Regions from separate parts of the Mus musculus genome. Here all the other regions are linked to region 2. The links are chromatin loops, found by intact Hi-C in ENCODE. Cell type or tissue: left cerebral cortex. All regions are shown on one strand.

What was found. Hi-C counts contacts between places; a loop is a spot of excess contacts. Peaks named below come from ENCODE experiments on the same cell type or tissue, not always from the same donor. Only the 100,000 strongest peaks of a DNase experiment are listed, where the experiment ranks them.
Region 1: it touches region 2 in a loop (2.7-fold over the local background); 2 of 42 quality-filtered maps call a loop at or near these places.
Region 3: a loop joins it to region 2, with 3 times the contacts of the local background. A loop is called at or near these places in 2 of 42 quality-filtered maps.

Annotation. Positions count from the first base shown.
Region 1 is chr4:134,477,911-134,485,910 of GRCm38, forward strand. No RefSeq gene overlaps it. Among named protein-coding and RNA genes, the nearest start is that of Stmn1, 14 kb to the left of the region's middle. In left cerebral cortex, CTCF peaks have their summits at 303 (motif pointing left), 3,071 (motif pointing left) and 7,765; DNase peaks (open chromatin) are centred at 280, 3,061, 5,968, 6,449 and 1 more place; H3K4me3 peaks cover 222 bases; H3K27ac peaks cover 1,933 bases.
Region 2 is chr4:134,283,000-134,290,999 of GRCm38, forward strand. It overlaps Pdik1l (PDLIM1 interacting kinase 1 like), which reads right to left and starts at 4,254. Exons shown (of 3, transcript NM_001163794.1): 1 at 4,162-4,254; 2 at 1,247-1,548. The coding sequence starts at 1,531. In left cerebral cortex, a CTCF peak has its summit at 4,356; DNase peaks (open chromatin) are centred at 3,848, 4,334, 4,833 and 6,050; H3K4me3 peaks cover 2,549 bases; H3K27ac peaks cover 1,629 bases.
Region 3 is chr4:134,466,981-134,474,980 of GRCm38, forward strand. Stmn1 (stathmin 1) reads left to right here and starts at 1,340. Exons shown (of 5, transcript NM_019641.4): 1 at 1,340-1,449; 2 at 3,123-3,195; 3 at 3,687-3,859; 4 at 5,824-6,015; 5 at 6,352-6,863. The coding sequence starts at 3,183. The coding sequence ends at 6,423. In left cerebral cortex, CTCF peaks have their summits at 4,729 (motif pointing left) and 7,396; DNase peaks (open chromatin) are centred at 730, 1,355, 2,107, 2,662 and 7 more places; H3K4me3 peaks cover 4,030 bases; H3K27ac peaks cover 7,242 bases.

The DNA of each region.
Region 1 (8,000 bases), 190 kb after region 2:
TGTGGACCCCATGGGGAGTTAGCTCTGCCAACTAAACTAACCCTGGAGGTGTCCAACTCTTAACTGGAATCCTCCTACACCCGAAGGCACAAGCTGACAAGTTGACAGCCCTCAGCCATCTTCAGTCATCAGGCACGTTGCTGGCCCGTGCTGCATTTTAAATGATTGGATGAGTTGACATTTGCACAGAAGAATCTTGATTTTAGGCTTCTTGAAAAACCTTTACGCTTTGGCTTTCAGTCCCACCCACAGTCCGCTCCTGGTGGCTGCTGCCCCCTGGTGGCAGGACTTGCGCACCACAGCTCTCTCCTCCCGGTGCACCTGCTGGCCGGCAGGGGCACTGGCTTCAAAGAGCTCAGCCTAAGTGAGAGACTCCTGTCTCAAAACGCAAGGTGGACAGCTGCTGAGAGGCCTGACAACACTCTGCCCTCCACATGTGTGTGCACATGCAAACACACACACACATACACACAGGCACACACGTCCATAGTGTTTTTTATTTTGTTGCCAGGAAAATGCTTAGGATGAGACACCTTAATTACAATTACTACTCTTCAGTCCTTAGAAGAGGCAACCATCCTTGAAGGCACGGTATTACACAGCAGGACCTAGGGACTCTCCCTGCACGGTTGTGTCGTTCACTACTGGGGCAGATGAGTGGCCACTGTGGTGTTCCGTCTAAGGCTACAGGTTCCTTAACTCATCCTGGAACATGGAGGCATAAGAGTTTGCAAGATGTCGCTCTGCCCCAGGTGAGGAGGGGCCTTTGTCTATAATCCCCACATCAACTTCTGGAGGTAGCCCTCAGTGCTAGGTGGAGGCCACCCTCCTTATTTAGAAGAGCCTCGAGCCACATAAACGACTTGCCAGCTGTCTTAGGCAATTAGTAATGGTCTCAGAGATTGTTCAATTTCCATACAGCAGCCAAAGAGGGTTTGTTTTGTTTTGTTTTTTGAGTCACAGAGAATAGGATTCAAGGTGCAGCCTGGCAGCTGTACAGGGCTTTGGGTGTTCTTGCCGGCACCATAATCCCTACAGCTGGCAGTAAACGCTGGGGACTGAGTTTAGAGAAGCAACACACTGGGGGCCTGCCATCTTCCCTCAGTGACTGATCCACAACTTCATGGGTCTTCTCAGCCTGGCCCTGACAGGAAGACAAATGTGGGACCCACAGCCCACTGCAGCAGCCCCTGGGACATCTCCACAGCTGGATTTTTGTCCAGCCCCTCCAGGAGTCTCTCTGTTCTTTCTGGAACTTAAAATATCTGTAAGCCAGGTATTGCGGTGCACATCTTTCATCCCAGAGTTCAGAGAGTAGAAGCAGGCAGATCTCTGTGAGTTCAAGGCCAACCTGGTCTAGAGAATGAGGCGGGATAGAAGTACTCAGTCAGTTTGGAGGGAGCGTGTTGACATTTGAACACTCTGTGTCTCCTCTGAGAGGACCACTGTCCACCCTGCTGACCCTCCTTCCCTGGGCACCTGTGCTGTCTGCGTGTGCTTTTCTTTCTCTCCTTTCTTGCTATGACTCGTTTTCTGAACTCTTACTGATGTATATATTCACAGTAAGTAAGAGTTTATGCATGCCATCTTAAAGCTCAGATAGTCTTGTGTTGTCATTTTTACTCTCATCCCCACTCATGGTTTACAGGGGATTGAAGGTTGGGGTCAAGGGTCACATGCTCAGGGTGCTCTCAAGTTGGATTCCCAGGTCCCTTTCTTGTTCAGATCCAGCATCTCAGATGTGTCTGGTAACCACGCTTACCATCTCCTCTTGACCGATCCCCCTCGGTGATTCCATTTGGCCATCATGGTAGGCTTGCCAGACCCCTCTGATCCATTCTCTCCTGAGAAAAGACTTGCATGGCTTTTCCTGAGCACTGGTCTAGCCTCTGCTTATACCACCTCTTCTTACTGCCATCCCCTGTCCCCTGCCTGGAACAGGTACAATGCCTGGAGTGCAGCAGTCAGCTTGTGACTCTGAGGGTAAAAGTCTCATGACAAAGGTGACTGGAGCAGGGGACAGATAATGTCTTTGGGCCTTGGCGATATCATTTAGCTGCCACAGGAGCAAGGACTTGCCGTCCAGGTTCTGTTGCAGAAGGCAAATTAAATCAGTTACATATTTAGACTGCTGGCTCAAAGTGGCAGCCAAGTGCCTGCCATATAAGCTGGAGGGCCTGAGTTTGATCCAGCGCTCACATTAAAAAGCCGGGCCTGATGCACAACTGTAGCCAGGCATTGGGAGATTAAGGAGAGTGGGCAGACAGGTGGCTCCCTGCAGCTCTCTGGCTAACCAGTCCAGCCAGTTGGTGAGCTGAGCTTAATGAGAGAACATGTATCAAAAAGTTGGTGGGGAGTGCATGGTGGTATAAGCCTTTAAAACCAGTACCTAGGAGGCAGAGGCAAGCAGGGTTCTAAGTTCAAGGCCAGCCTGGCCTACCTAGTGAGACCCTGTCAATACTAATACTATAATAATAACATGAAGAACAGTGGGGAAAGATGCCCACTGTCAACCGCTGTCCTCCACATGAATATGAACACACGGGCTAGGGAGGTGGCTCAGAGGTTAAGAGCACTGACTGCTCTCCCAGCGGACCTGGGGTTCAATTTCCAGCACCCACATGGCGGTTCACAAATGCCTGTAACCCCAGTTTCAGGGAATCCAACACCCTCACACAGACATGCACGCAGGCAAAACACTGATGCACATGAAATAAAAATAAAGAAGTCAATTAAAAAATATGAACACACATGCGTGTACACCTGAACACATACACGTCTATACCCACACGAAAACATGACATATAGCACATAAAAAAGAAAGTCGGGGGAGGGTAAGGGATTCCTACATTTACCAAGTTACCCATTCAGTCATTCAAGCACTACTAATAGGCGGAGGTTGTGCTAGAGTGTGTGCTTAGAATGCATAGGGCCTTAGGTTCAATCGCCAGAACCCAAAGGAAGAAAGTGGCCACAGAACTACGCATCAGACTCTAGTGTAGGGAGGGAGAGAGACTTAACATCATGCAACACAGAAGCCCGGCCTCAAGAAGTGCGCCCTCTGGTGGCATCTGGAAGGCAGGCCTGGTTCCTGCCCAGTTGACCCTTGAGAAGTTCCTTCTGGGCTAGAGTTTGATGTGCCAGGTGGGGTGGGGCTCCTCTCACCTCACGGAGGTGAGGTAATCCAAATAACCAACATTTCTCCCTGCGTTCTATATAAGCCTTACCACATTCTTACCACATTCTCTCCAGGGGAGGCATTCTTGTTCCCATTCCATAGCAAGAAAGGAGAAGGCGTGCCTCTTGCCTAACAATGGCTGTGCTAGTCAAGCCCAGAGAGTTTGATTCCAGAAGCAGTGCTCCTCCACCTGCCACCGGTTCCTGAGCCTTTTCTGTTCATATGGAAAAAGCCATTCCCTGGTTTGCCCCCTCCCCTTGCTATAGACACAGACTGCTCTCGTGGTCAGGCACCAGAAAGGGCCCTCCTGCACCCTGCACTCAAACGTGTTTGCAAGAAGCTCATCTCGGGCTGAGTGCTAGGAATGTAGGCCACATCACAGCAGCACATATCGTCCACCAGGGTGCTGGTAGGGTCACTGGTGGGACCAGTATGGGGACGGATAAAAGGCAACTGACAGGCAGCCTTAGGTAACAATGGGATTGGGTACATTTTGTTTTGTTTTTGTTTTTTTGAGACAGGGTTTCCCAGTGTAGCCCTGACTGTCCTGGAACTCACTCTGTAGATCAGGCTGGCCTCAAACTCAGAAATCCTCCTGCCTCTGCCTCTGTCTCTCGAGTGCTGGGATTAAAAGCGTGCACCACCACTGCCCGGCTGATTGAGCATATTTAGCAGAGGAAAAGGAACCATTTTAAGGAGACAACTCAGTTGACAACATGCTTGCTTTCCAAACATGAAGTCTTGAGTCCTGTTCTCAGAGCCCAGGTAAAGAAAGGCCAGGTCTGGTGGTTTTTTTTTTTTTTTTAGAAATAACCGAGGTGGGGATGTGGAGGCAGAAAGATCCTAAGTGCACTCTACTTAGTGAGTTCCAGGTCAATGAGAGGCTGTAAGGAGGAGGAGGAGGAGGAGGAGGAGGAGGAGGAGGAGGAGGAGGAGGAGGAGGAGGAGGAGGAGAAGGAGAAGGAGAAGGAGAAGGAGAAGGAGAAGGAGAAGGAGAAGGAGAAGGAGAAGGAGAAGGAGAAGGAGAAGGAGAAGGAGAAGGAGAAGAAGAAGAAGAAGAAGAAGAAGAAGAAGAAGAAGAAGAAGAAGAAGAAGAAGAAGAAGAAGAAGAAGAAGAAGAAGAAGAAGAAGAAGAAGAAGAAGAAGAAGAAGAAGCCGCCATCCAGGAGATGGTGGGGATGTTGGGTAAGGTCGGGGAACCACAGAGGACAGGAGTGGGTGTGGCTGGCTGGAGCTGTGTGGGTATTCCACGAAGACCAGTCAGAAGGAATGAAGCACAGAGCACTGGTGTTTATGGAGTGCCTGGCATGTGTTCCACGGGGCAGAGGAGACAGTCGAAGAACAAGTCATCCAGGTTCTAGGACACAAACCAGCACCCCTTACCTCTTCCTCCTCTGCTCCCCTGCTGGCCCCCATTGTTGCTAGCTACCAGGGTGGCTACAGCAGCCTCCCACACTAACCCCTGGCTTCGCCTTTGCCCTGTACAGCCTATAGCCCACGGGCAGTCCTGATCCTGTAAAGCCAGGTCTCCCGCTCCAGGGTTCATCGAAATGAAAGCAATTGCCACACGCATCAGTGATAGGCAAAGCTGGCTGTGGGACATGGGAACATGAGTCAGGTCTACGGGTTGTTAGCTCAGGGCGTGAGAGGCATTGGGAATCTGTTGACTGGAATTCCTGGTTGACTCACTGTGCTGGCCAACAAATTCAGCCCCTAGGATTCTAGGATCTAGAATTGCTGAGCACACACGTCCATAGACATATCTATAAGGAATTATATCGATTAGGTGGGTTAAGGTGCAAAGTCCCACTTTAAATATGGCCATGGGGTGGAACTCAGGAAAATAAAAATAAATATGAACTAGTATATATCTGTTCTATGTGCTGGTAGCCCCAGACTGTATAAGGAGGAGACAGAGAACTGAGCACAAACTTTCACTATTATCTGTTTCATTTAAAAAAATTTTAAATGACACACACACACAAACACACAAACACACACACACAGGGGCTTTTTTTGAGACAAGGTTTCTCTGTGTAGCCTCTGGCTGATCTAGAATACCATGTATAGGCCAAGCAGGTCTCAAACTTAGAGATGCATCTGTCTCTGCCTCTGCCTCCCAAGTCCTGGGATTAAAGTTGTGCCCCACCATGCCCACCTGCTTTCTGCTTCTCGACTGGAGCAATGTGACCAGCTGCCTTCTGCCTCCAGCCTTTGCTGTCATGATGTACTGTAGTCCCCGCAACTGTAAACCCAAATAGATGCTTTCTTCAATACTCGGCTTTTTTGTCAGGGTTTTTGTTGCAGCAATGAGGAAATTAACTAATTCTCTCCCCTGTGATAATCTTCATGAAGGTAGAGCCATCTATCCCGTTAGCAACTGTATCCCTGGCAACTGGAATGGGCCCTAATATGTAGCAGGTGAGATACTCAATATTTCTAGGAGGAAGATACCTGGACTCCGGCTATCCTCCACACAACTAGGAACCTTCATAGCAGTCTCCCATATCTCTTCCCACTGTGACGGTCATTGTCTGTCTTTAGCTCTGAATCTCCTGCCAGCTCTGTGACCTCCCTCCCTCTTCTTATTCTGTGTCTCTGTCTGTCTGTCTGTCTGTCTCTGCCTCCCTCCTCTCTCTCTCTCTCTCTCCCTCTCTCTCCCCCTCCCCCCCCCCTCTCTCTCTCTTTCTTTCATCTGTGTTTGCGTGTGTGGAAATTTCCACTTGGAAGCTACAAGAACAGCTTCGTTTCCCTGCTGGGCTAGAGGGGCTGAGTGGAAATTTCCATTGCCACACACAGCATCCCGCTGCAGAGTGCGCAGACTGTCTGGTCTTGCGGGCTGCTCACTGTTGCTGCCTCTGCACCTCTGCCTGGCTCAGCGGGTGGGTGTCCTCTGCAGACTGGTGGTCCTCCAACTGGGCTCATTGCACTTGAGGATCCAAGCTTAGGGCTGAAGGAGGACCCTAAAGGATCTGAGACCACCAAGTTCAATCTGTTCCTTTGAGACAGAGTAGGGTACCTTTTATTTATTCTTTGACAAATTCATGCCTATAAATAATGTATTTTGATTGTGTTCACCACACTCCCCCCCTCCCTTTCCCCTCCATCATTTCCTCCACCGTCCTCTGTCTATCTGTCTGTCTGTCGCCCTCCAAGTCTGGAACTCAAAGCGATCTGCCTGCCTCTGCCCTCCCCACTTTGAAGATATAAAAACCCACTGAGTTCCCTGAGCCCTAAGTCGGGAATGTTGACCAATCACGATGAATTAATCTTGCACAGGTGACCACGGCTTTAGCAAGTTCTGGAGTACATCAGTCATGCATGGCGCGTCCAGAGGATACCACCCCCAGCATCCCTCAGCTTCTGGCTCTGAGGATGAGTCCCCAGTGGGCACCTCTTCGCCACATTCTGACCGGTTATGAGTCTCTGTGTTAGCTGGAGCCCACTGCAGGGAGAGGCTGCTCCTCTGGCCAAGGCTGAGGGCAATGCTGACCAGTTGGTATAAGCATACATGTTAGAGGTTGGCTCCTTATAAAGACCCGAGGCCCAGAGGAACAGCAGATCATCCGTGGGTACACCAAAAAGAAAAACAATAAATAGACACAAAATCCTGGTCCTGCCTGAGCTGGCTGCTCTCCTTCTCTGTCCTGCATGCCCTCTGCCTTCCACTTTGACGAGCTTACTGTAGGCCAGCCCAGCACCCCACCCTCTTAGAGCCTCGGTTTCCCTAAGGGTACATCATGGCTCCTTAGACCTCAAGAGCTGCCTGTCCCTCCTCCCCACACCCCCGTCCCCTCCACAAACTGCCATATTTGAAAACTCTGTGTGTGTGTGTGTGTGTGTGTGTGTGTGTGTGTGTGTGTGTGTGTGTGTGTGTGTGTTCTAGAACCAAGAACACTTGCAGATTAAATATTCTTGCAGGGGACCTGGGTTCAGTTTCCAGCACCCATATGCTAGGGCGTCCCGCTATTCTCATTTTGATTAGACTTGAAACATCTAGAATTTTCCCTGAGGTGACCCCAGTCTACAGTTGGAGCCTGACTTAGTGGTTCCTGATCCCTGACCTCTAGGTGGCAGGTGACCTGAGGTTTTTGTTTTGTTGTTTTGTTGTTTTGTTGTTTGTTCGTTTGTTTGTTTGTTTGTTTGTTTTGTTCCCAGCTTTATTTTCAGGCCTCAGGTCAGATATTACCTGAGCAGTCCTAACTCTGCCTCTGCCCTTTGCCCTCCAGGCCATCTGAGTGACCTGGCCTGACCTTTATCCCCACCACTGGTGCTTAAATATTTACTAGTGATGATGGCACTGACCTTGAGACCGAAGAGCAGCCTGGACCAGAGGATCCTGGATGTGAAAGATGAAAAGGGCTTTAAGGAACAGGCAGACTTGGGTGCTAATACCAAACAGTTCTACTGGCTGTGTCTCAGCCTCAGTTTACCCATCTGTGAATAGGGCTGGAGGCGCAGTGTAAAAAATGCTGATTTACAGTTCCTGAGGAGGATCAGAGATACTGACTAAAATGTGCAAAGGGCAGGGCTACTCACAGAAGCCTGTGGTGGGAACAGGGTATTCTGCCTCTTGTGGTGGAAAGAGACAAGAGCCTTCAGAACTAGCCACTCCTGGCCCGAGCATCACTCCCTATTTCCTACACTACCTTTTAAAATGCATGGTAGTTATGTAACCCCCGCATTCCAACCCAGACATTCTAGCATGCCTATGTGGAGAGTAGAGACTGTGACTATCCTGGGATGGCCAGTGTCCCTGGAACAGTGACAGCCAACAGCACCTTCAGAAGAGAGATAGCTGTGGGCAGAGGCTTTGTGTCTT
Region 2 (8,000 bases):
ATACAGGTACCTAAGGCTTTAAAGGGTAAAATTGACTCACTAAAGAGGCAACTTGAGTACAAAAATCACTTTAGTCTGGTACTTCATATCGTAAACTAGAGAAAACCCAATTATTATGATGTCGCTCCTAGATGTGGACCTGGTACTGTGTCAAATGTGTTTGTATCTTTACTTCTCCACCTGAAGGGGTTGTGCATCTTAGTCTCTGCAGCTTAAAGGAAGGGATGGAGTTTATGTAGGACGCCCCAAACCCTAGGCTCCATCTCTAGCACTGGCGAAAAAGGAAAAAAAGACAGAAATATTTCCAATATTTTTATCATGGCAACCTAAGTACTTTTAGAAAAGTAAATACTATAAATTAGCTTCTAAATTTCTAAAATTATTTTGTTTTGTGTGTAGGGGGAACTACGAAACACTCATGGAGGTATGAGAACAACTTCTCAGGTGTTCAAGTCCTCTTTCTACCATGAGGGACCTGAGACCTGAACTTGGGTCATCAGCCCTGGCAACAACCCCTTTATCCTCTGAGCCTTTTACCAATCTAAACATCGTTGTTGTTGGGTTTTTTTTTTTTGTTACTATATTTTAATTGTTAAATTATATTTACTTTCTTTATGTATGTGTTTACAAATATGTGTGTGTGTACGTGTGTGAATGCTTACATGTGTGCATGCCACAGTGCAAGTGTGGAGGTCAGAGGACAGCAGACAGCGGACAGCTTCTGTCCTGGAGCTCAGGATTCAGCCTAGGAATGTCTAAAGTCAATATACAGGTGAGTCTGGCCTTGAACTCTCCAGCCCCCTGCCTCCACCTTCCAAGTACTATCGGCATGTAGCAATTCACTCATCTAAGGCTTATTATTTTTAGACCTGTGACTTAGGGAAGTCCAGTTACCATTGGTGTGACTATTACTGATTGTGCTATTTTTTTCCTCGTCTTCTGAGTTTATTTTCAAAATAACTGGTTTCCAGGAACTGACCTTAGATGCTGGTCTCAAACCTCCTCTAGTTCTCATCTTGTTCTATTGCTATGCAGACTGGTTAAGTACCAGGCATAGCAGGTGGCTTGCGTTACTTTGAGGTATGCGAAGCACAAGTTTAAGGCAGACACCCCCTTCCTCTACAGACCGTTACGTACACCTAGGGAACCACAGAACCCCTGCCTCTTAGGGAGCCAAAGCTCATCTGGCCCTTTGGTTTCTCTTGCTGACCACTCTTAGGTCCATTTCCTATGCAGTGACACATACCTGTAAATAAAGGGAAGAATTAGAGCCGTGGGACATCTTTTGCACCATCCCATCCTTCTGTAGGATGCACTCTTCCAAGTGAATCACATTTGGGTGTTGGCTCTTGATACTGCTTAGTGCCCAGAACTCTCGAAGAGCTAGTTCAACATTTTCAGGCGCGTGGCATCGAATTTTCTTCACGGCTACTCTCGCAGAGGTCTTTCTGATGACTGCTTCATACACAACACCGTAACTACCTCGGCCTACCTCCCGTATTAGATCGTACTTTGGCTGGCTACTCACCATCTTCAAGGTCGAGGTTTCTGGAAAAATCAACAAAGTGCTCTGCTGAAATCAGGTGGACCTATTGGCTTGTATTCTTACGCATGCTTTACCCATCTGTTTCACTTTCTGTGGTACTCAGAAAGTATTTAGCTAGGCTTTGGACCAATCTATCAATAATAATAAAGGTAATAGCACTTACCATGTATCATGAACTATTTCAAGAACTTTAATTTTTAAAGTTTTTGTTTTTGAGACAGGGTCTTGCTAAGTTTCCCTGGCTTGGAGCTTGATGTATGAATTATGCTGGCTTTAGAAGCCATGGTTACAGTACCATCATCCCTGACTCTTATGTATAAGTGCAGGCATGCCCATGCCATGGCACACCCATTAGGAGAGAACCTTGGCTCTCCTGTCACTGCTACAGCATATGCCAGGGTAGTGGCCTGTGAACTTTGGACACTCTGTCTCTGCCACCCATCTCCCCACAGGAAGGCACATCTACCTTCACATGGGTTCTAGGGATCCAAATTCAGTCCCCCAGACTTACTCAGCAAATGTTCTACCCATTGAACTCTCTCCAGGCTCCACCCACCCACTCCTTTTTTGAACAAGATCTCACTATGAAACCCTGGCAGGCCTCCAACTCAGAGATAAGCCTGTCTCTGCTTCCCCAGTGTGGGATTAAAGGTTCATGTCACCATGCCTTGCTTCCGGTCTTGTTTCTTTTAAAAGACAGGTTCTTGTGATTATGTGGCTCAAGACGGCTTTCACATCTTTTAAGATTTTATTGTATATTTTACATATCTGTGTGTAGCTTTGTGTAAGTCAGAGGGCAGTATGTGGGAGTCAGTTCTCTCCTTCTACCATGTGGTTCCAGAAACTGAGCTCATGTTATATGGCTTGGCAGAACATAACTTTACCCACTGAGCCACCTCAATAGCCTTGGCTACCTTGGTCTTTGGAATGGTGGTATTACAAGTGTGTTAAGTAGCCAAACCTGGCTACTTTTATATTAAGTTCATTTAATCCTTAACTGCTTGAAAATGCCATTGTTAAAAATATATATATACCCGAAATTTGAAATTTCATCAAGAGGTGGTGGCTCACACCTTTAATCTCAGCGTGTAGGAGGCAGAGGAAGGCGGATCTCTGAGTTCAAGGCCAGCCTGATCTACAGAGGGAGTTCTAGGATACCCAGGGCTACAGAGAGACCCTGTCTTGAGAAGAAAACACACAAACAAAAGCAGTGAAACATAAAAATCCCTCACACTTAGAAATGCAAACCCCTGACTTTGGTTTATGGACCAAAAGTGGTCAAGATCACTTACTTATGTTTTGTTTGCAACAGTGTCTCAGGTAGCTCAGGCTACCCCTGAATTTACTATATAGCAGGGAATGACCCTAATCTCCTGCTTCCACCTTCCAAAAACTAGGGTTATAGACCTGCACCAGCATGCTTAGTTATTTGTTTCTTACAAAATGGGCACAAATAAAGTTTTTGCAGAGCTGTTCCCTCAAAATGAAGTAAGTCAACTACCTTTTTATCGTTGTTTAGCATAGTTATTTAATTCTAGGTCTTTTCTGGCCAAAGGGGGAGCATCCTATACATCACAGGGAATCCTCTGACAAAGTCCTTTGGCGCTGTACCTTGAGAAATCATTTAAAGGCAAGCTGGAGCACAGGCCCCACAGAGAAATGTTCTTTTGAGTGGAGAGTCTGCAGTACGCTCCCTCACTCACTGTCACTGTCTTCGCCGGCCAGGAAGAGTAAGATTGTATTTACATTGCACAACCAGGTAAACAAAGTGACTGCCCCGGGAACCGGAGACTCCCGGAACGACTACTTTAAGTTCATTGGCCAGATTTAAAAGAAAATGACTGTTCCTGAGGTTTGCCCTGAGTTACTTCCTTGTATTGGTCGCCTACCCTTCAATTTCTTCCTGGATTCCCCAATGTCAGGTTTCCTGTCACCGGGCGGGCCATTCTGTCCTGCTCTGTGCTGATTCCCGGTTACTAGGCACTTCCAAGTGACTCTTTTCTCTGCAGCGGTCCCCTGTCCTCTCCCACTTGCCAGAGGTCCCCCCCCCCAAGGAAGAACGCCTTCCTTGCATAAGAAAGGACGGTGTCTATCAAATCCTTGGGGTCCTGGCTGGAGAGACGCCCTGCTGAAGCATCCTTCGAGAACCCGAGCGCCTTACGATGGCACGTCCCGGACCCTCCTGCCTGCCTGCCTGCCATTCTCCCTCCGGGGCTGGGCACCGGCGGCTTGGACATGCACCTGCTGGTGCCGGGGACGGGGACAAGTAAGGCCAGCGGTGCTCGCTCTGTCGCCGAGGCGCGCTCACTGGCCAAGCAGCAAGCTCACTCCGGGCGGCCGTCCCTGGAAACCCCGAGGGACCCTCCCGTGGCCCCTGAGCGGGCCTCGCAGTCGCTTCAACTCCTGGCGGCTGCAGCCTAGGGGACCGGACTCCGGGAGTGGCCCGGGCGGGAACGGAGGCCGCAGTCCCCGGCCGGTGGCCGGCGCAGCACCGGGCCTTCCCGGGGATGACTCCACTGAGAGGTCCGTGACAGGCCTGCTGGGGACAGAGACACATGCAGGGAGACCGGTTCTGACTGCGGGGCATCCGTGGCACGGCGAAGGGCCAGGTTTACCTCAGGGCAGCCGCCGCCGCTTCTCCCTCTCATGAGCTCTGCAGGCCGCCATTATCGCGCAGCTCGCGCCCTCGGCCGCGGCGGCCTCCAGTCAGAAGCCGGCGCGCGCCCCCGTGGTGCGCGGACACACCCCCTCACGCCGGGCCCCGCCCCCTCCGGCTTGCCGTAGCGCGCGTGCGCAAGCCGAGCGCCGCCTGCTGCCGGGCGAGCGCCCGCCTCTCCTCCGCGGGCTCTGGCCATTGCGCTCCGTCGCTGCCCTGGCGCGGCGCACAGCCGAGCGTTTCCAGCGGTGTGCGCGCTGCAGAGCGGACCAATGCTGCCCTGCAGGGGTGGCGGCAGGGGACGGTCGCCCTCAGCCGCAGCGGGGGGCGCGTCCCGGGACCCCAGAGAAGCTGCGGCCGCTGGCCCGAGCCGGCGGTGCTCGTGCCCCGTGGCGGGCTACGCTGCCCGCCCTCTTCAGACCTACCGAGCGGCGGGCTGGAGCGCGCGGTTCGCTGGGGCCGGATGCCCGGTGCATCTTCCTCGCTGGTGGCGGGACTGGGCGGCGGGTCCGTGGGGAGGCGCGGCCAGTGCTGGGAGGCTGGCTGCACCTACGTTCCGAGGCACCGAGCTGTGTTTGCGGGTGGCACAATGGCCCAGGCAGCGACGCGGGCCTGGGTGCGATCATCTGGGAGGATGCTGTCCCCTGCCCCACCGGCGCGGTGGTATCTCCCTTAAAGAAGCCGGAACCTCATTGTTCCCGGCCTTGAGGATCGGGGCGTCCTGCTGGGTGAGAGAGAGGGTGTGGCCTACCTGGCTGCGGCGCGCAGCCTAGCTGGCCTGAACCGGAGTTGGGACCCATTTTAGGCGGGTGTACGGACACAAAACAGGTCTCCTAGGACTGCAGTCCCCCGGAGTTCTTCAAATACGTGCACAAAACCTTTCAAATGCCCCCAGCAGTTGTCAGTCATAACCCTGAGTTGCCCTGAGATCGGGGTGACAGTCACTTGGAAACCAGGACCAACTGGCCGGCCCGTCGTTAGTTACACAGATTGAGTAAGCATCTGCCAGAAACGCCCATTCTTTTCTTTATTATTCTGTACCTACTGCTTGTTAGTAAGGTTGATCCTGCCTTCATTGCCCCCTAAGCATCTCAGTGCCTCCAGGATCATCCTTTGTCATCTGCTTATGAAACTAATATTTGGGGTCTGGGCAACTTTCTATATAATCTGAACCATATTCCAAAAGTAAAGACCTTACTACTGACCCTGCTGCTTTCATAGGCGAGGAAACCAACACCTGCCACATTGACCAAAAGTTGTCTTCCTAGAACACCCACTCGCACCCTAGTGTAACGTCCTCCAGCCCCTCCTAATAAAAGCCCAGCAATCTATTCAGAGTTTGTCCTGAGGGCCATCCTCCTATTGGTGCTCACGTTTTCTGGGAATACTGAGTCAGTCAAGACTTGCTTCCTGCCCTGGAAAGTAGGGGGAAATAGGAAAGCTCAGTAGACGCCGGCTACCAGTGTTAAACAGGATGGACTAGGAAGAGATCTCTTCATGAGAGTAGTCTTTTTGTTTATTGTGGTCATAAAATGTCACGGGATCGTCAAGGGACGTACCTGTTCTAGCTGCTTTCCTGTTGCTGTGATTAAAAAGAAAAATTGCTGACCAAAAATACCTTAGGGGAGGAAAAGGTTTGTTTGACTTAAACCTTCAGGGTTAGGGTCACTGGGAATTCATCCATCACTGAGGGAAGTCAGGGAGGGAACTAGGGAAGGAACTGTGGGGGGTGGGGGAGGCTCCTTACTGGCTTGCTCCAGGGTCATGGCTCAACTACATTTCTAAACAGTTTAGGCTGGCCTGCCTAGAAATAGCACTGCCCACATTGGGCAATCAACAAACCCCCTCACAGATGTGCTTACAGGCCAGTCTGATAGAGGCTATCCCCCACTGGACACTTCCTCAAATAGCTAAGCTGGCAAGTTGACAGCTGAAGCTAACAAGACTAGTGTTTTACGGTGTGCCATCATCTTCTATGTGACTAACAAAGTTAGTTGCTTATATTTTAAACTTTTAAAAAGCCTATCCGTCCAATAAAAGAATTACTTTACATTCTACAGTTCTTTTGCCTTTGAGGCAGGGTCTCACTTTATAGCCCTGGCTGGCCTGAAACTGTCTCTGTAGACCAAGCTGGCCTTGAACTCAGAGATGCCTCTGCCTCCTGAGTGTTGCTGGGATTAAATGTATATACTACCACACCTGAGCAACCTTAAATATAAAATTATGGATTTATGTTTGTATGATGTATGTCAGAGGACAACTTAGTGGAGTTCATTTTCACCTTCTACCTTTGGGGGATGTGGTTGCTTGAATATCTTTGGCCCCTAGGGAGTCGTACTGTTCCAAGGCTTGGCCTTGTTGGAGGGAGTGTGTCACGGTGGGGGTGTGCTGTGGAGGTCTCTTAGGCTCAGCCTGCACCCATTGCAGAGAGCCTCCTCCTAGCTGCCTGAGCATGTCAATCTCTCCTGGTTGCCTCCGAATCAGGATGCAGAACTCTCAGCTTCTTCTCCATCACCATATCTGCCTGGATGCTGGCATGCTTCCTGCTATGATGACAGTGGGCTAAACCTCTGAATCTGTAAGCCAGCCCCAATGAAATGTTTGCCTCTGTAAGAGTTGCCTTGGTCAGGGTGTCTTCACAGCAATGGAACCCTAACTAAGACAGGGATTCCAGGGGCTGAGCTCTGGTCACCAGGCTTGGGTATATCCAGTGCCTCTACCTTGCTGAGCCATCACACCAGCCCAACGTAGATCTGTTGATCCGTTCACCTCTGACTCCCCACACTCAGAGGATGAGAGTGGGTTTACAGAAATATGCCATCATGCCTGACCTAAGTGTGTATATTTAAAAGATAGACAGTGGGGCTGGCATGGTGCTACATACCTTTAATGCAAGCACTTGGGAAGCAGCAGGAAGATGTCTGTGAGTTCAAGGCCAGCCAGAGCTACAGAGTGAGCACAAAACAGAAGATAAACACTGGAAGAATGAAAGCTTCTGAAAGTGCTGCCTGTGCTCAGAGGAGAGGGAAAGATGTGGATGAAATCATACATGGCTGACTTGGTGATGTTCCGTTCAGTGAGGCAGCCTGTCTATCATGCAAGTGTTTATGTGTATGTATGGGCACATGCACACACACACACACGAACACATTATTTTAGGATAGTTTAACAGAGTATATAAAATCCTATTAATTTATAATGTATATATAACATTAGCCTGACTAATATTCATAATTATATCTAAGGAAAATACATCTGTTACCTCTAGCATAAAGAAATTGACATTGCTAAAGATGGTAGTATACATTTAATCCCAGCATTCAGGAGGCAGAGGCAGGTAAGTCTCTTGAATTTGAGGCCAGCCTAGTCTACATGGTGAATTCTAGGATAGCTAGAGATACATAGTTACATCCTGAGACTTTGTCTCAAAAATAATTTTAAAAAGGAGAGCCAGGCAGTGGTGGCACACGCCTTTAATTCCCAGCATTGGAGAGTCAGAGGCAGGCAGATTTCTGAGTTCGAGGCCAGTCTGGTCTACAAAGTGAGTTCCAGGACATCCAGGGTTATAAGGAAAAACCCAGTCTTAAAAAAAAAAAAAAAAAAAAAAAAAAGGAGGAGAGGAAGAAGAAGAAAAGAAAAGCATTTGTCTTAGAGTCATTGCTGTGAAGAAACACCATGACCAAGGCAACTCTTACAAAGGAGAACATGTAGTTGGGCTGGCTTACAGTTTTGGAGGTCTGTTACCAGCACGGCAGGAAGCACGGCAGTGTACAGATAGACATCGTGATCTATAGGCAG
Region 3 (8,000 bases), 180 kb after region 2:
CGCAGAACTGGCTCCTGTTGTTCACATGCTAAGCAAGAACCACTTAGACTGGCTGGGGCGGGGGCAGAGGGAGACTGACCCCACGCAAGGGCAATTGCTGGAAAATATGCCTCTATAAGCATATTCCAGACAACTGTACTTTGCCAATTGCTTGCTTTGTACGTTGTCTGCACAATACAGTTTTCACTGTCCTGTATGCCTATTGTATTTTATCTCGGGTGCTTCCCTCTTGGTTAAGCAGATGTAGGATTGTTTTAAAATTAGGATTGTTTCCACAGAAGCTGTTGTATGTATGGGTTGGCTTTTGAGAGACCAAATCCATTAATAAAATGGTAAACCCAATGAAGAGTTTCTGAGCAGGTGCTTTGGGGAAATGACCACCTCGTGGGGACACAGCTTTGGTCAGCAGAGAGAAGAGGTTCTTAGACAGACAGGGTCACGCTAATTTCCTTTGTGTCTCTGCTATAGTTTTGCTTTATCCCGGCCAGAGGGAACCGTGACCTTGTGGCTCCTTTTGTTTACATTCTCAAAGTGAGCCCAGCCCCGCTCTAGGGAGCACGTGCTTTCAGAACAAAAGGAGCAAAGTGTATCTAGAACTGCCATCGCTCTTCCCTTCCCTTTCCTGTCACCGCAAGGCTTTAGCAGTCCAGATGGAGTCTGCCTTTAAGCTTAGTGGCTTTGTTAAACCCAAGATCAGATTCCAGAGCCTCCCGCTGTCCTGCCTAGATCCCAGTGTTTCCAGCTCGGGAGGCTGAAGGGTAGAATGCAAGTGGCCAAGGGAAGAACCACGCCCGTAATCTGCCAGTAGGAAATGGGTTAGGGACTGCGTTGTTGCGCTACAGGTGACAAGCTGCCGTGTGTCCGTGATAGGACACCGAGGGTAGAGGATCGTGCAGGGGCGTGGAGTGGCACTATCTTGTCACAGGGTTTCGGGCGTTTTAGGCGACCGGGAGGGGTATGGCATCAAAAGGGATATTGCTTAGGGAGCCAAATAAACTCCTATGGCTGGGTAGAGGTAGAGTCCAGTCGGTCGAGGTCTAAAAGAAGTAGGTTAGGACCGACCCCTCCCCTGCTCCTCACCTCGCCCTGCAGTTTTCCTAAAGAGAGTCCCATAACCGATTCAGTCCTGCGGCCGCAGCCAAATGCTCTTCCGATCAGAGACACCCCACCCACCCACGCTAGTCCCGGCTAACACCTAGAGAGACCCCCCACCAGGAGTGCCCCACCCCTAGCATTGTCCTCCTGCCCCCCTGGCCCGGACTACAATTCCCGAAATGCTTCTCTCCAGAGAGGCGGTGCTCTCCAGGCTTCGGGGCGGGACTGGCACGTGCCGTCACCCGCAGCCAATGCGGAGCGCCTGGTCTGGGTCACGTGCCGCTGTTTGGCGCTTTTGTGCGCGCCCAGGTCTGTTGGTGCTCAGAGTGTGGCCAGGCGGCTCGGACCGAGCAGGTGGGTGCAGGCTTGGCTTAGGCGGAGGCTACGGCGGGCTGGGGAGCAGCCGGGAACGCGGCGGGTCCCCCAGCCGGGCACAGGAGATGGGCGGAGACCCCGAGCCCCAGCGGGTGGGGGGCGTTGGTCTTTTGTGTGGAGCTCGGGCGGAGCCTTGGCTTTTGTCCCTATTCCCTGGAGATGCGGGCTGGAGGGGAGGGGGCGCGGCCAGCGCTGGGCTTTAGCCCGGGTGCGAGCGTGGAGACAATAGGAGGCGTGAGCCGTCCTCTGCATCTACCGCCCGGCGGGCGCGGCTGTTCGGGGGGTCCCCATTGTCTGAAGGAGAGCGAGGCTGGGGGCGCTCGTGCTGCTGAGGGGCGGCGCCCGCCCGGTCTCCCGGGGCTTCGGGGCGGTGGTCCCGGACAGCTCTGGGCACTCCGTCAGTGGGTGAAGGCCGTGCGACCGAGCCCTCTACAGCCACCCCAGGGCTGCGTGTCCGCGAGGTGTTTTTGGCGGGAGTTGGGGGGCAGACGGCCGCGCGCTGCCAGCCCGAGAGGGGCGGGGCCACCCCGGAGGACCGTTGGCCCCGCCCATTCTGTCGCTGCCCACGCGCGCGGGCTCCCGAGCGTGGAGAGGTTCGCGGAGATTCGAAAAGGCGCGGGGAGCCGAGGGGCGGGGCCAGGGGCCGGAGCGTAGGGCGTGTTCTGATTGGCCCGGGCCGCCAGCCTGCCCGCCTGGGCCAGGACCACGCCCATGCTGTGTAGTCTGCTGCGTTGGGTGCTCTGCTACAGATAAATGCATTTTTTTTCGTTGCTTCGTTTTTGCAGTGTCTAGTGTTTGGAACCTTTAGTCATACGCTTCGGGGCTAAAAGAATGGTGATCTTTTTAAAAAAAATACTCGAGAACTGTTGAAAAAAATGTTTGCGACATAAGGCATCAAATGTGACAAACCTCAGGCGGGTGTGGTGGCGCTTGTCTGTAATCTCAACACTCAGAAGCTGCCCCCCCCCCCCGCCCATGTATGCATCGAACATGGAACCCAGGGCTTTGCAAATGTTAAGTGTTAACCCAGTGGGCTAAACCCCACCCCTCTACCCTGAGGAGGCTGAGGCAAGAGGATTGTAATTTTACAGCCAGCCTGGATTAAGTAGACCCTGCCCTCAAAAGAAACCTAGAGGTTCATACAACTTCATTTTCTCACTGTGAGGCTAGTAGCTTAAACCCTAGGAACAATAGGACTTGAATATCATTGGCTGCCAGCTTGGGTGTTATTCACCGTGGCAGACACAGACAAAGCAGGGGTGGGTATTTCAATTGCACAATGAGTTGTAGACAGAATTAAGATGGCTCCGATCTCATTGTTGGGTTGAATCTGGAATATCTTATGTTGGGCAGGACAAAAACATTAAGGGACGGAATTCTTCAACCTTGTGATTGAACCCCTGAGTTTTGATATTCCAAGATTTTCTTTCTTTGAAGAATATCATTTAATTTGATTTTCTGCTGCCAGCGTTACTCAATGAAAATATCTCAATATGTCCCAGTGTTTCTAGATTGATATTTTAATGATGTTTCTTGATTTTCACATAATGATTTTCCTGACATTGTCAAGGGTGTGATTTGAGACCCCTTTGTGCTGATGACATAGGAGAAATGTGGAGAAATTGATTGCATGCTTTGAAAAATCGTTCCAGGGCTTTCCTTGCCAGTGGATTGTGTAGAGTATACAGCCAGTCTCTTGTCTTCTGTTCGACATGGCATCTTCTGGTAGGTAATTGATTTAGAAAACTGAAATCAGGGCGGGCTTATGGCTTTAGAATAGGAAGTGGTGCAGGCCTTAAGCTTTTAATTTGGCATTTGTGTTCTTTTCAAAATTTAATTTACAAGTAAAAATGCAATTGAGAAATGTTTATTAGTTGGATAAATATATAGAAATCTCAGCCATTCATACTTTTGGCTTGGTCCAAAGCAAAATGTGGGGTTTTACACACACCATTCTTTGTTTCCTAGGGAGTGACTGTCAAGTACTAATTCCTCAAGATGGTATTTGTTAGTCCAAAATGTTAAGCTTTTTAAAAAAAAAATGTTACTTGATTTCTTTTGATTTGTATTTTGATTCGATTACTACAAACACCTTCATTAGCTTTCATTCTGCTTGTTTTTTAGAATTATTGGTTTTTAAAAAAAAAATTATAGAACCCTTTATTTAAATAAGCAAGCCGGGTCTTTCTCATTATCATGCATCTGATCAACTCCAGATATTCAGGTGAAAGAGCTGGAGAAGCGCGCTTCAGGCCAGGCTTTTGAGCTGATTCTCAGCCCTCGGTCAAAAGAATCTGTCCCCGATTTCCCCCTTTCCCCCCCAAAGAAGAAGGACCTTTCCCTGGAGGAAATCCAGAAGAAATTAGAAGCTGCAGAAGAAAGACGCAAGGTAACCCTGACGATTTTCAGGAGATACAGGAAACTTATTAATGTAATGAGACAAACTGGTTTCATTTTCCTACAAAGGAAGAAAGGATTGTAGCTACACTGTGATCTTAAGTAGGAAATGTCCTTGTGCCAGAGGTTCAAAGGAAGCAGCAGCCATCGTTTAATGAGCTCCGCTCGAGCCAGCTCCTCACCTCAGGAGCTTTCTCGTAATAAATGGAGGCTCCATGGTGGCCATTGTCTCAGGTAACAGACTTGAAAATGGTATTAGGGCATTTTCCTGAAGTCCTGTTAGTAAGTGCTGGAGGCAGAATTTAAGCTAAACCTGTGTTACGTCAGAGAAGAGCTCACGCCTTTTCTCTTTACCAAACAGGACATTAGGTGGTGGGTGACCCTTTGTTTCCTTAGTTTTGCTTGTTTTTAAAGAGCTATGCAATAAAAACTTTAAAATTCCAGGGACGCGTTTCCTCACGTTCATTATAAAGTAACCTAACCGTCATTGAAACCTAATGAGGCCCGAAGGGGTAGCTCAGCAGTTAAAAGCTGCCTGTTCTTCCAGAGAATCCATGATTGCCAGCACCCATGGGGTAGCTCACAACACTCAGCTCCATTTCCAGGGGATCCAGCTGCCGCCATGTCTCCATGGTACCACACTCACAAGTAACACATGTATAAATAAATGTGCAAGCTGAACAGCCATGCACATAAAGGAAAATACATAAGAAATAAGGCCTTATGAGAGGCTGGAGAGGTGGCCCAGATGTTAAGAGGCTTGCTGTTCATGAAGACCAAAATGGTTCCTAGCACCTGCATTGGGTAGTTCACAATCTCCTGCAACTCTAGTTCCAGGGATCTGATGCCCTCTACTGGTTTCTAAAGGCCTGACACATATGCATATATTTTTATACAGACCATACACATTAAAAAAAAAAAAACTAATGAAAAGTTTAACAAATATTAATTATAGAAGAGTTGGAACATGAAACTATAGCCATTAGAGTCATTTTATTTCCTAGAGGTATCCACTGTTACCATGTATTTCTGTCCATGCAACAGTATTGTTATTAGGAACTTTTATAAAAGACTTTTACATAAGTGTGCATAAAATCTCTTCCATCTCCAGGGAGGAGGATTTAGCTGGGTAAATCTATAATCCTAGTACTTGAAAAGTGAAGGTAGGGAGATGAGAAGGTCAGGATTATCTGTAGCTAAATGAACGGTTGGAAGCCAGCCTGGCTGGGGCTATACTTCTGCTGCAAGAGTGCTTACATGGTAGAGGTGGGAAGATCACATTTTCAAGGTTGTTAGTTCAAGGCCAGCCTAGAGTCAGAGCCTGTCTCAGAACACAAATAAAAAGGATGTCAGCATTTACCCTGGTGTGCCATCTGCCTGCTCTTTCATGTAGGAGCAGGAGAAAACAATATAACTAGAGAGGAGAGCTAGGTCTTGTGTTCCGTAGTCAGACTACACAGTAACTGCCTACGTGGTGACGCTCCCATCTGGACAGATACTGTCAAAGGTGCCCTGCACTTAAGTAGATTATTACTCAAGTCATCTGAATACTTTAAGCAATAAAGTAAAACTATTTTTAAAATTTTACTCAAACTCTTCTAAGGGTTTCCTTAACAGGTAATTTGGAAGGAAATCTGAGCAAGCTAGGCCGGTGTGTTCTGTAGCTATAATCCCAACTCTGGGAGGGATGCGAGTAAGTCAGGTTCCAGGTGAGCCCTTGCTATACACAGAGTTCCAGGCTAGCCTGGGCTACACAAGATCTTGTCTCAAAACCAAGCTTTTGAATGTACAGCCAGTTTTCCATAGTAGGAAAACGGGTGATTCAGGTACTTCAGCTCCTTGCTTGAATATTTAGTTTCAGGGGACCTTTTTTCTGCCTTTCCCTGATAAATAATTTGTTGCAGTTTTAACAAATGCCAAAGGTACTTCAGAGGGGCCTGTTAACTTTTTTTGCAGTCTCATGAGGCGGAAGTCTTGAAGCAGCTCGCGGAGAAGCGGGAGCATGAGAAGGAGGTGCTCCAGAAAGCCATCGAGGAGAACAACAACTTCAGCAAGATGGCGGAGGAGAAGCTGACCCACAAAATGGAGGCTAACAAAGAGAACCGGGAGGCGCAGATGGCGGCCAAGCTGGAGCGCTTGCGAGAGAAGGTTGGTTTCTTGCTTTAGAGAGTTAGCAGCTTCAGGCAGGGGTGAATCGGCTTAAACTGTCTTAATAAAAATATGACTGGTTCCTTTTTGTCATCAGTTTGGGGCTTAGCATTCAGTAGGAGTTCCCAGCATGAGTGCATATTCCCTGGGAGAACAGTCAGAGCCTAGCTGTTCTCAGCCCCAAGAGACCAACAGCTTTAAGATGATGTCTCGGGATTTTTGGTTTGGGATTTCCATGGGTTGTGTGACTGAAGCTGTGTTGGACCTCGTAGGCAGGGGACAGGGCTCAACAAGTTATTTTTTGGACAGATGACACTTACGTACAGTTTCTTCCAGGACAAGCACGTGGAAGAGGTGCGGAAGAACAAAGAATCCAAAGACCCCGCGGATGAGACTGAGGCTGACTAAGTTGTCCCGAGAACTGACTTTCTCCCCGACCCCGTCCTAAATATCCAAAGACTGTACTGGCCAGTGTCCTTTACTTTCCCTCCTGACAGATAGTCTAGAAGCCGATGTAGGACCGTATAGGTAGATCCAGACCGTGAGATGTTTTAGGGGCTCAAGGGGAGAAACTGAAAGTGTTTTACTCTTTTTTAAAGTGTTGGTCTTTCTAATGTAGCTATTTTTCTCGTTGCATCTTTTCCACTCGGGCACAATCGGTGTGCTGGGTTAATGGCTAGTTCTGTATTGACTGTGGAAGATGTTTGTGAAGAGTATGTGGCGGCTTCTTCCAACCCATTAGATGCTGAATATCTGTCCACTTTGCGATCCCAATTCTGTCCCAATCTCACCAGATGCTACTGTACTTGAATGGTTAATAAACTGCACAGTGCTGTTGGTGGCAGTGACTTCTTTCTGTTCAGGTAGTGACAGGCCGTAGACCTTTTCTCTGTGGCCTCCTGCTGCTGCAGACACCCAGCCAGTCCTCAGCTCCCAGGCCCTCTGATTGTCCTCACACAAGCTCGGCTTTGTTCTGCTGTCTTCCCCAGCTCAGCTGTTATTTTCTTTCAGATGTTTACGTGCAAACAAGCAGGGTTTTGTTCCCCTTAGAAAGGCTGCTTACAGGCACAGAGTGATTTCCAGAGAACAGTTTAGAGGCGTCCTTAAGGTCTTAGGATATTTGATGGTTTGTTTGCTTAATATGACAGCTAGGAGGAGAGGTGCACCCTATGTCCCTTCCGCAAGCGACATCCTGAGATTTCAGAATGCTCAGGAACCTAATTGTGCTGTTCTCGTGACACCTGTGAGGACAGGAGAGCAGCACTGACATCCACTGAGGTCAGCACACTGCCTCTCGGCTCAGGGAAGGCATGGGCAGCTTTCCTGGCCCTTTTGGGAAATAACTAATTGCTTACAGTCTGTCTGCCCCTCGAATCTGCATAAAGCTCTTAGAAGCTGAGTGTCCACAGCAAGAGCCTGCCAGCAGGAGGGCTGAGAGGGCCTCGGGGACCAGGCTTAATGGTGTGTGCCTGGAATTTCAGCGCGTGGGAAGCAGAGATGGGAGGTGCTGGGGAATTGAAGACTCCAACCTAGGCTACTGAGGCTGTGTCTCCATTCAATAAAGAAGCGGAGCTCCAGGTGACTAGTGAGCCTCCCGTTCCCTACGGATGCAGTTGGGGGAGGGGGGCTCTGAGTGTGCAGAGAGCATGCCTAGAGCCACTCTGGCACTGTATAAGTAATAATTGTTTTCTGACAGAGGCCAATGAGTGATGCTTTTCTGGGCTTGAGCATCGGTGTGCCTTGAGTTGAATATCAAATTGTGCAGAAGGAAGACCATTGTATGAGTTCTGAGAAACAGCTGAGGTCACATAGGGCAAATAGAAACAAAATCAAGGGCAGCTCCATAAACAACAGTGGTTCCTTCTGAGCAGAGCTGAGGTGAGGTATATGAAGGGGTGTGGCGCTGCTCGGCATCGGTGGGATCCAGTGCCTGCCGCATGAGATGAGGACCTGCTGAAGGTTGGCTTGGGGAACATGGTCATGAC